2 separate regions of the Homo sapiens genome follow, and region 2 is linked to region 1. The links are chromatin loops, found by intact Hi-C in ENCODE. Cell type or tissue: sigmoid colon. All regions are shown on one strand. Each heading gives the region's core, and the rest is flanking DNA. Links, peaks and the distances in the headings are about the cores only.

What was found. A loop is a pair of places that touch in the nucleus more often than their neighbours do. Peaks named below come from ENCODE experiments on the same cell type or tissue, not always from the same donor. Only the 100,000 strongest peaks of a DNase experiment are listed, where the experiment ranks them.
Region 2: it touches region 1 in a loop (2.8-fold over the local background); 1 of 110 quality-filtered maps calls a loop at or near these places.

What each region holds. Positions count from the first base shown.
Region 1 is chr15:97,885,459-97,889,861 of GRCh38, reverse strand. No RefSeq gene overlaps it. Among named protein-coding and RNA genes, the nearest start is that of LINC00923, 13 kb to the right of the region's middle. In sigmoid colon, for the core only: no CTCF peak of the experiment used is centred there; no DNase peak of the experiment used is centred there.
Region 2 is chr15:97,790,668-97,795,070 of GRCh38, reverse strand. The region is part of intron 1 of LINC00923 (long intergenic non-protein coding RNA 923); the gene reads left to right. Among named protein-coding and RNA genes, the nearest start is that of LINC00923, 82 kb to the left of the region's middle. In sigmoid colon, for the core only: no CTCF peak of the experiment used is centred there; DNase peaks (open chromatin) are centred at 2,490 and 3,010.

The DNA of each region.
Region 1 (4,403 bases), core at 122-4,121:
AGATCCATGGGATCCTAATGTTCCCAAATTATTTGCTAGGTCTCATTACAGTGTCCCTCTGGTATTAAATTCAGTTAATAGAAAAATTAATAGCAATTTGATTACCTGGCAAATGAGCTGAGTCTATGGTAGATGTCAGACCTGCAAAAAGCTTTGATCTTGAACAGGGTCAAACAGTATCAGCTGTGCTGTGAGCAGTCAGGCTAACAGTTTTCACTGTGTGAATGATTATTCACCAGTTGACTGAATGGATCAAACTTTGTTATTAATAAGGGAAACTAAGTATTTGAGGCTTTTTCATCCGGAGAAAGCCAGGACTAACTTCAGAAATTTGGAGAAGAGGAATGCCAAACAAATTGGAAGTGTGCTGAAATCAGGCAGGAGGGGCAGAGAGAGTGTGAATACGAATGAGGAATTCTGGTTAACCAATAGGTTTTCAGAAGACATCTGTAGTGAAATACCCTGATAGAAAAAAAACAAGGATAATTTGACCCCTGTATTAATGAGTGTTTGTGGGTGGTGGTAAGGTGACATAGAGAAAAGTCAAAAATCCAAGCCATTAAAAAGAATTGATGCATCTATGCTAATGCCAAACAATTGGCTTGCTTTTCCAAAATCAGACAGTTTAGTTTCCACTTGTAACATTGATTCCGATGGCTACTTTATGTATGGTAGGCCCATAGTATATGTGTAACAAGTGTGTATATTCAATACAATGAGCTGGAGATCAAGGGGGATCATACAAAATCAAAAAGGTTTCCCTAAATTCAAGCTGAGTAATAAAATGTATGCTGAATGGAGTTTTTCAGTAGGCAGTTTTTTCTATAGAGGAATACATTATGCTTTTACTGTATATTTTAATAAATGCTTCCAACTTCAGAATTTGGTGAAAAAATTGTAGGAGTATGGCATCCAAGAACAGTTGCAATTTATTTTGTTTTTATGCTGATTTTAAATGTATAAAAAGATGTATCTGAATATCTTAAAGGCAGAAGCATTAAACCATTAAATAGAGATAGAAGAAGCTGGCATTGTCATTAGAGAGCATACTGCAGATGGACGATGGCCACTTTGTCCTTACCTCCAATATCAGAAGGGGTATATTAGAGGTAAGGTCAGCTCCACAGGTAGGTAGTGGGGTGTTGTCATAAGTTTACTGACAGGTCCACCTTATCCAACCAAGGTGATCACCTTACCCACTTTCTTCGGCAGCTATCTATGGTTCTAGCAATTGTAATTTTTGTTTTTTGAGGGTAAGACAATTATGGCAAAAGAGTTTCCAACTTTCCAGTTGACTCTGTTCCACTGGAAGCGGCTGTGGCTGCTCAGAATCCAGTGTTAAGGACTGTAAGATTGTGTCTGGGCTTAGAGCGAACAAGTGCAGGTATTGATTGGTGGGGCCTGCAACAGAGAGGAGTCAGGGAGAGTTGTCTTGGACCTCTGGTTTTATTCTCAGGAGCTGCCATACAACGTGTGCACTTTAGTTCCTACCTTAACAGTTTAGATCTTTTAATGTCTGCAGATGAGTAGAGTCTGCACAGGTTAGGTATGTTTGGATAGAGTTTGAAGAAAAGAGTCTGTTGCTAGACATTGCTGCGGTGAGGAAGATTAGTCTACTTTAAGTTTTGGCAGCAGGGAAAGTGGGATTCCTGGTCAACTGAGTGGAAAGTAGAAAAGCACCTGGCATGATGGTGGAAGAGAGGGGAGTTTATTGAAGGCAAGTGCTTCCCGAAGAAGAGCTTACATGGTCGTCATTTTGCCAGCCCTGGATCCATCATTATTTCAAACATTGATGCTTAAATACTCAGGTTTCCCAGCTCCAAGGGGGCAATCCTTTCTGTCATACCCCCCACTCCGAAATGTTTTATTTCCCTGTGTTCTCAATGCAGTCTGAGCAGATCTTTCTTTAGAGCTCTTAAAGAGGAACAAAGACATTTTTGGGTAATGAAAACTAGATGCAAGCAAGTGGAAGATGGCATGCTATAGATATCATTCTGGGAACCGCGGAAGGCAAAACTGTATGTATTGATTTTCAAGTAGAAAATTAGGTGGGGAAGATCATCTTTCAAAGTTGGCTAAAAAATAAACTTGTCCATTCTAATGCCTAATTAAGATGCTCTGTCAGAAAACAAGAAAAGGGCTGTATATAATATCACTGGGGGCAATGAAAACCCTTGGTTTCTTTTGCATTTAATAGGATGTCATGAATAGAAAAAGTTACCTTTTATTATTATTTTTTAAACTGAGGCTGGAAAATAATATAAGAAGCTTTTCTCATTAGGCTATGTCTGAGTGACCCTCCTGGTCTTACTCCATATCATAGTTAGAGAAAAATTCATGGATCGATGTGGTTTCTGGGACAGGACGTTGCATTTCATGTTGATGAGACTCAGGTTTACTTTATCATAGATGATTAATAGGTGTTACGTGTTAAATTCGATGATGGATAAACTGTTGTATAATTTATTTAGTTTTCAATCTAGAAAATTTAGAATAAAAAATATGAAGAAAGTACTAAACTTTGCCCCATTTTTCCTTTTTCCCCCAAATAAAAGAATACTGGACCAATTAATGGTCCCTGGCTACATATGGATGCAATATGGGTCTGAGAATGCCTGATGACAGAAAGCAGAGTTGTAATCTATTCCAAATGGACCATCATCTGGATATTTGAAATGCCATGCTGTAAACAGTGTTCCCTTGTCTTATAGGATGTTATGTAGGATTGAATGCAGATGAAAGCCTAAATTTATATAATGAAGCAAAGCATAAAATGAACGCTAACCTTCTAAGTGCTCCTTTTTTCATTGTCAGATCCTGTTAACTGCCTGTCTTCTAATAGCAGTGCAACTTACGTCTTTAATGCTGTGGCCATTTGGTGACCCTCATCATTTTTCTCTCTCTGTCTCCCAAAGAAGGGGGTGAGAAATTTAGAATTCAAAGGGACTTTGGAAATCTTTTGGTCTACCCAACCTCACCTTATAAATAAAGAAAGTAAGGTACAGGGAATCTATATTGTTCTACAGCTTGGTAGGTAGCAGATGAATCAGGAATTTAGTCTACTGGTTCCTAGGACAGGGTAATTTGAATGCTGCTGTGGGATCTTTCAGCAAAGATCTTTCTTGCCCTGTAATAGGCCTATCCCCAAGGGAGGACTGATTTCACCAGCTTATCATCATAAACCAGACTAGGGACACAGAATTAACAATTAAATTATGTAGACTTCATTCATATATTCATTTAGAATAGATTTATTTTCCTTAACCTCTTATTAAAAACATATACACACTCAGTGTAAAGAATATCAGCAGTATAGAAATAGATATGTAAGGGAAAACATTTCTCCTGTTTCCACTGCATCCCGCTTCCCAGAGATATTTGCTTATGAGAACATACTGTATATCCTTTCAGACATTTTCTATGCATAGGAAAAAATATGTGTTACAGTATATAATGTAGTATATCCATAACCAGTTGTTAAAAATGGAAGTATATTGACATATTTTTCTGAACTTTTCCTTTTTTATCTTTTTCCACTTGATAACATCAGACACTTTTCCATATCTTATTTATCTAATTTGCTCTTATTATCAAGTACATGTGTGTATACACTAAATATTTATAGATAGGTAGCAATCCATAGTTTGCAGAGGATATGTGTGTTTATTTAACCATTTCTCTGTTGATGAGCATCTATGTAGCTCCCAATTTTCATTGCTGAAAACAGTATACAACGAGTATCTCTCTGCGTCCTTATGCCAACAGATCTATAGGGCGTATCCCTGGAAGCAAAATGTCTGAGTCCTTCAACTTACATTTATTAACTATTGTGTGCAAAGTCCTAGGAGGGCTATAAACAGGAGACCATTTTTGCAGGTAAAGAAATATTTCCTGTTCTCATGAAGCTTGCAGTTTAGAGAGCAAGAAATGTATACATGTATGGATTTCCAGTAGAAAATCATGAGTGCTCTGCAGAAAACACAGAGGAACCACAATGGGTGGATGAAAACACCTTGACTTTCTAACCCAGCCTGTGCAAAGTGATAATTACTTAGAATTGGTGATCTCAGTGGGAATGCACTGAAAATGTCCAAATAAAGTGATTTGCCAAGGTCAAGATGAATGAGTTGCGGCATATGGGAATGGACAAAGTGATTTGTTAACTGAAATAGGTGCACAAGTGTCTAGAAAACATAATTGGTTTTGAACTTGTAGGAAGTATTTATATTTGTGAAGGAGATAATTGTTGTGGTTTAAGAGATAATATAAACTGGAAGAAATTTTGTTTCATGGATCTTCCCTCAGTGTTTGATGTAAGAAAGGCTTTTACTTTGGCTCGAGGCCAATATGCTTTAGTTTCCAACTTCATATATATGCAAATTTAGCTATAGGTAGCCTTCGTT
Region 2 (4,403 bases), core at 296-4,295, 95 kb after region 1:
AAAGCAGGTTTAGAGGGAGATGACATCTCTGTAAAGGAGCTTGCCAATTTGCCATATCCTAATACTTTTCTCTGGTCCTGGAAATTCCAAAAAGAACCTCATGAAAAAGGCTCCTTGTTCTGAGATATTTTTTACTTTGTCTAAAATGCAGACAATATGAAAAGAGGAAGACTTGAAAATATCATGTTTTCCTGATTAAAAATGTTATATGCTTTCATTACAAAGAATGTTGCAACCTAGAGAAGGATAAATAAGAAAATAAAGCTGATCCTCCACCTCACCTCCCAGGGGTTGCACTCCTCAACCTCTATATTTTGGAAGAAATAGCATACAGTGTTCAAGAGCATAGACTCTGACCCCAGATGCCCGGGGCATTAATTTAGACACTAGTATTTACTAGCTGGGTGACCCTGGGCAGTTTGCTCATCTGTATCCCAGGGACAGTAGTGATAACTGTAAAGGAACATATAAGGCAATCCATTCAGAGAACCCACTCTGATGCCTAGCACGTAATAAGTATTTGATGTTTGCAGCTATCACCATTTGATTTTTTGTGTTATGATTTCCTCCCTCCATGCACAGGCATGTCAATGCTTATGTGTGGCAGAGTTTTTCAGGCACTGGTTGCCACGTCAAAAAAAAATGTTGATCAGACATTTTATCCTATTTCATATATTGAACACCTGAATTTAATGTACTTGTTATACAACTTTACTTTATTGAATCATAGTAATTTATATTGTTGCATAAATCATAAGCCTGAATAGGAAATGAAGGTCCATTTTTCCCCCAGGCAGCTGAGAGAGTGATTCGACTTGCAGCTCTCGGAAATACAGCCAGATGCCTTATGGGATGGTAGAGCGCCAACTTGGCTCTGGGCACAAGGCTCATATTGGGAAGGGAAATGAAAGCTAACCTTACCTGTTACCTTTCCCAGCAAGAAAATTGTAGAGGCAAAGAAAGGAGGGTGAAGAAAGAGTTCCCAGGCCCATTACCCACCACCTGAACGTTAACAGAGGTCTTATTGAAAGCACCACCTCCGTGGCATTTGAACCCATGACCTATGAAACATGAAGCAGCTCTGCTGCCCAAGGTCCTGGAAAAGCTTTTGGGGCGGGTGAAATCAAATTGGCCAGAACTGGCTTCTGGCCAAAATCCCAGGAAGAATCATTACTTTTTCTTTGAGGTGGGAAGAATTGGTGGGAGGGAGTATCCAAGTTGCTGTAATGACTGTCTTTTTAAGGAACGACCTTGCTAGGGAGAGTGCAATTACGTAGGTTGAAATATAGCCAGAACCTAATATCTCTCCTTTTGTAAGACGTGCTAAGACATTGTTAATGACCTAGGGTGAGGACCTAGGTTTGCCAGAAAGAAGAGACTGAAAGAAGAGAGGGTGTTAGGCTAAAAGGAAGCAGGCTTGGCTTTTCCAGCCTTCTTATCCGGCATCAATTCAGAGCTGGCTCAGAGGGACGAGCAATAGCACTGAGGTTGCCTTGAAGGCCTTTCTCATCAACTTGGTATATTGACTTCTTTTGAAGCTATTCATTGGCATTGCTGTTGAGTTGGTGGGGGGTGGGTGGGCTTGTCTAATGGTGTGGGGGAATAAAACGAATAATTGTTAATTAGATTAATTACTGTCTGGTATGCTGAGCTGGAAACTTCATTTTCATGCAATAAGGTGTGCATCTTTGGAAGAGGGCTATTCTGTCCTGCTGGCACATAGGACTTGGAATGGTTTCAAGAAGTGCTGACCCTAGGACCAGGGGGAATTCCCATGGGCTTGAGTCAAATGCTTTTAGAACAGCCAAGCTCCTCTACCCATCTCCAGGACCCAGGCCTGAAGGAGGTGTCCCTCCCCATTTTCCTCCCAGCCTATCATTCCCTTGGACCTCTTCTTGTTTTTTGCACTCTTCCTCTCTTATACATTTGACCAAATGCTGGTTTTATACATGCTTGGAGACTTTTGCCCAAATTGCACATATGCATTTATCTTTTTAACACATCTGTACAGTTTATTTCAGGTTACAAAAAGTATTTGCACCTATCCATCCTCCTTTCCACCTCATATATTATCTTCCACCACATATATTATCTGGGATGTGAGCAAACGGTACCATTTCACAGATGAGGAAACTGAGGCCAAAATATTGAGCAGTTTATTGTGAACCCAAAGTCCACAGGAAGTCAGTGATGGAGCGGGGGAATGAACCAGCCTTGACCTAAAGTCCCTCTTTACTTTGATTAACAAGAAACACAGTAACCTTACCTGTTACCTTTCCACATTGCCTGTGCAATGTTTTGTATAGTAGATTAGATTAGATTTTTGCTGAAATTAGAGTTTCTCCAAATAATTTTCATTGTGTATGTTTAAGGTTACGCGCTTGGCTTCTGATATGCAGGAGAGAAACCGTGTATCCCTCCAGCAGGGCTGCCCTGAAGCAGTGCCTCCCTCTGGCCTCTTTGACGCTGACAAGTCACTGGACCCCAGGGCTCCAGTTCTGCTGCATCCCAGCTCCTGGCCCCTCTCCATCTCCCTTGTCCTGGATGAACCGATTTTTTTTTTTTCCTGACAGCCCTCCCCCATCTGTTCTACTTACCCCATCTCATCAGGATGTCTTTTTGATTTAAGGCCAAGCCTTCTCTCCTGGGTCAGAGGGGGCCTCCGGTGGGAGCTGTTGCTGCTTTCTGCATTCCCCTTCCCAGCCAGCGTGGGGGCTGTTTCTCGGGAATGACATGCCTCTCCTCACACCACACCTCGTTTGGTGCCTTTGTTTGCTCGTTTCTTTTCCAAGTCCTGGCAACCGAATAACACCTCAACACAGTTATAAACTTCTACCATGAGTTGTCACTGATGTTTTGCAGGATTGAAACTGCCTGATTTTTTTTCACCTTCTTCCATGTGAGGCTAAATGTCATCCTCGGAACAGCCCGGGAGAGCCTGGCAAACCACCTACCCTGCAGGGAAGAGTCCACTCTGGCTAGGGAAGAGACAAACTCTCTAAGCTGTAAAACTGTAGGAGAAACAAAGAGAATTCAAAGCCCCACGGCATGCATTCCTCAGGATACAGTCACTCATTTATTCAATAGATGTTTAGGAAACACTGACTTCTTAATAGGGCAAGCATGGTGCTGGGTGCCAGGATTATAATGCGGAGTAAGACGTGCCCCTACTCTGGAAGAGACACAGAAATGAGAGTGTGGCAAGGTAGTTACCGTGAGATTGGTGAGAATTGGGTGCCAGGCACACTTCAAAATAAAATCAGAGGCACAGACCCTCAAGCACCTCCCAGAGTGGGAAGCACTTGGCAAACTTGAGCTTGGTTAAAATTTGAGCTCAGGAGTCCAGCTAAGGATGGAAAAAGTGTGCTCAGGCAGCAGTAAGCATCCGGGAAAGCCCAGGGAAGTGAGTGTTGGAGGGATTGCAAAAACGGGAGGAAGATGAGGCTGGTGCAGAAGGCAGGAGCTACATCAAAGGTTTGAATGGTGCCTTGAGAAACAAGAGCCACCTCTGAAGGCCCTAACCAGAGTTATGTTGTAGGTATCATGGAGGCAGGAAGCAGGTGGGGTGCTGTTTCATTCTTCCAGGTGAGCAGAGAGGAGGACCTACACCATTGTGGTGGTAGTGGAGATGGGTCCACGTAGTTTTTCGGAGGCTGAAGCTACAGGGCTTGGAGCTGATGATGAGTGAAAGAGAGGAGAGATTCTAAGGACACCCTATTTCTATCCAAGGCAATTGTTGGATGGTGAATGGTGCATTTGATGAGATAGGATATGCAGGCATTGGTCTGGCAGGGAGGAGAGGGTGAGTTTTATTTTGAATATAAATATTTATTTGACTACTGAGTAGGTATTTGGACAGGTTGACATGAGCTTGGCACATAAGTCTGGCCTGAAAATGTCTTCTCATAAGAAGGATATTTGATTGTTGGCTGTGAAAATTTTCGATGACCACCTGGAACCCATTCTCATCCCTTGGAGAACAACAGATAGCACCAGAAGGCAAAAACATCACAAGTCCATTTGCTCCCAGGGTATAGGCAAGGCAAGAGTGTGCTACTGACTTGGGTCTTTTTCTGTCTTCTCTTCCCAGAATCTTGTAAGAAGGCAGGAGTTCTAGATTGGTGAAGAATGTGGTTGGGAATGCAGTTGACAAGGCTGACCGTGATATTGACACCATGGACAATGCAGTCTGGTGTCCACACAGACTCCCTACACTCAGAGAGTCATGCTGCAAAGATGCTTTTTCTGGGAAGAGGCCTCTCTCCTCAGTAAGACTCAAGACCTTGTACACAAGACCTCTGTTACAGAAGAAACAAATTCTCTAAGCTTTGATTCAAGCTCCCCAAGCTGTGAGAAGTCAGAAAGGAGCTTAAGGGGAAAGGTACCAATTGGCCACTTCAAAT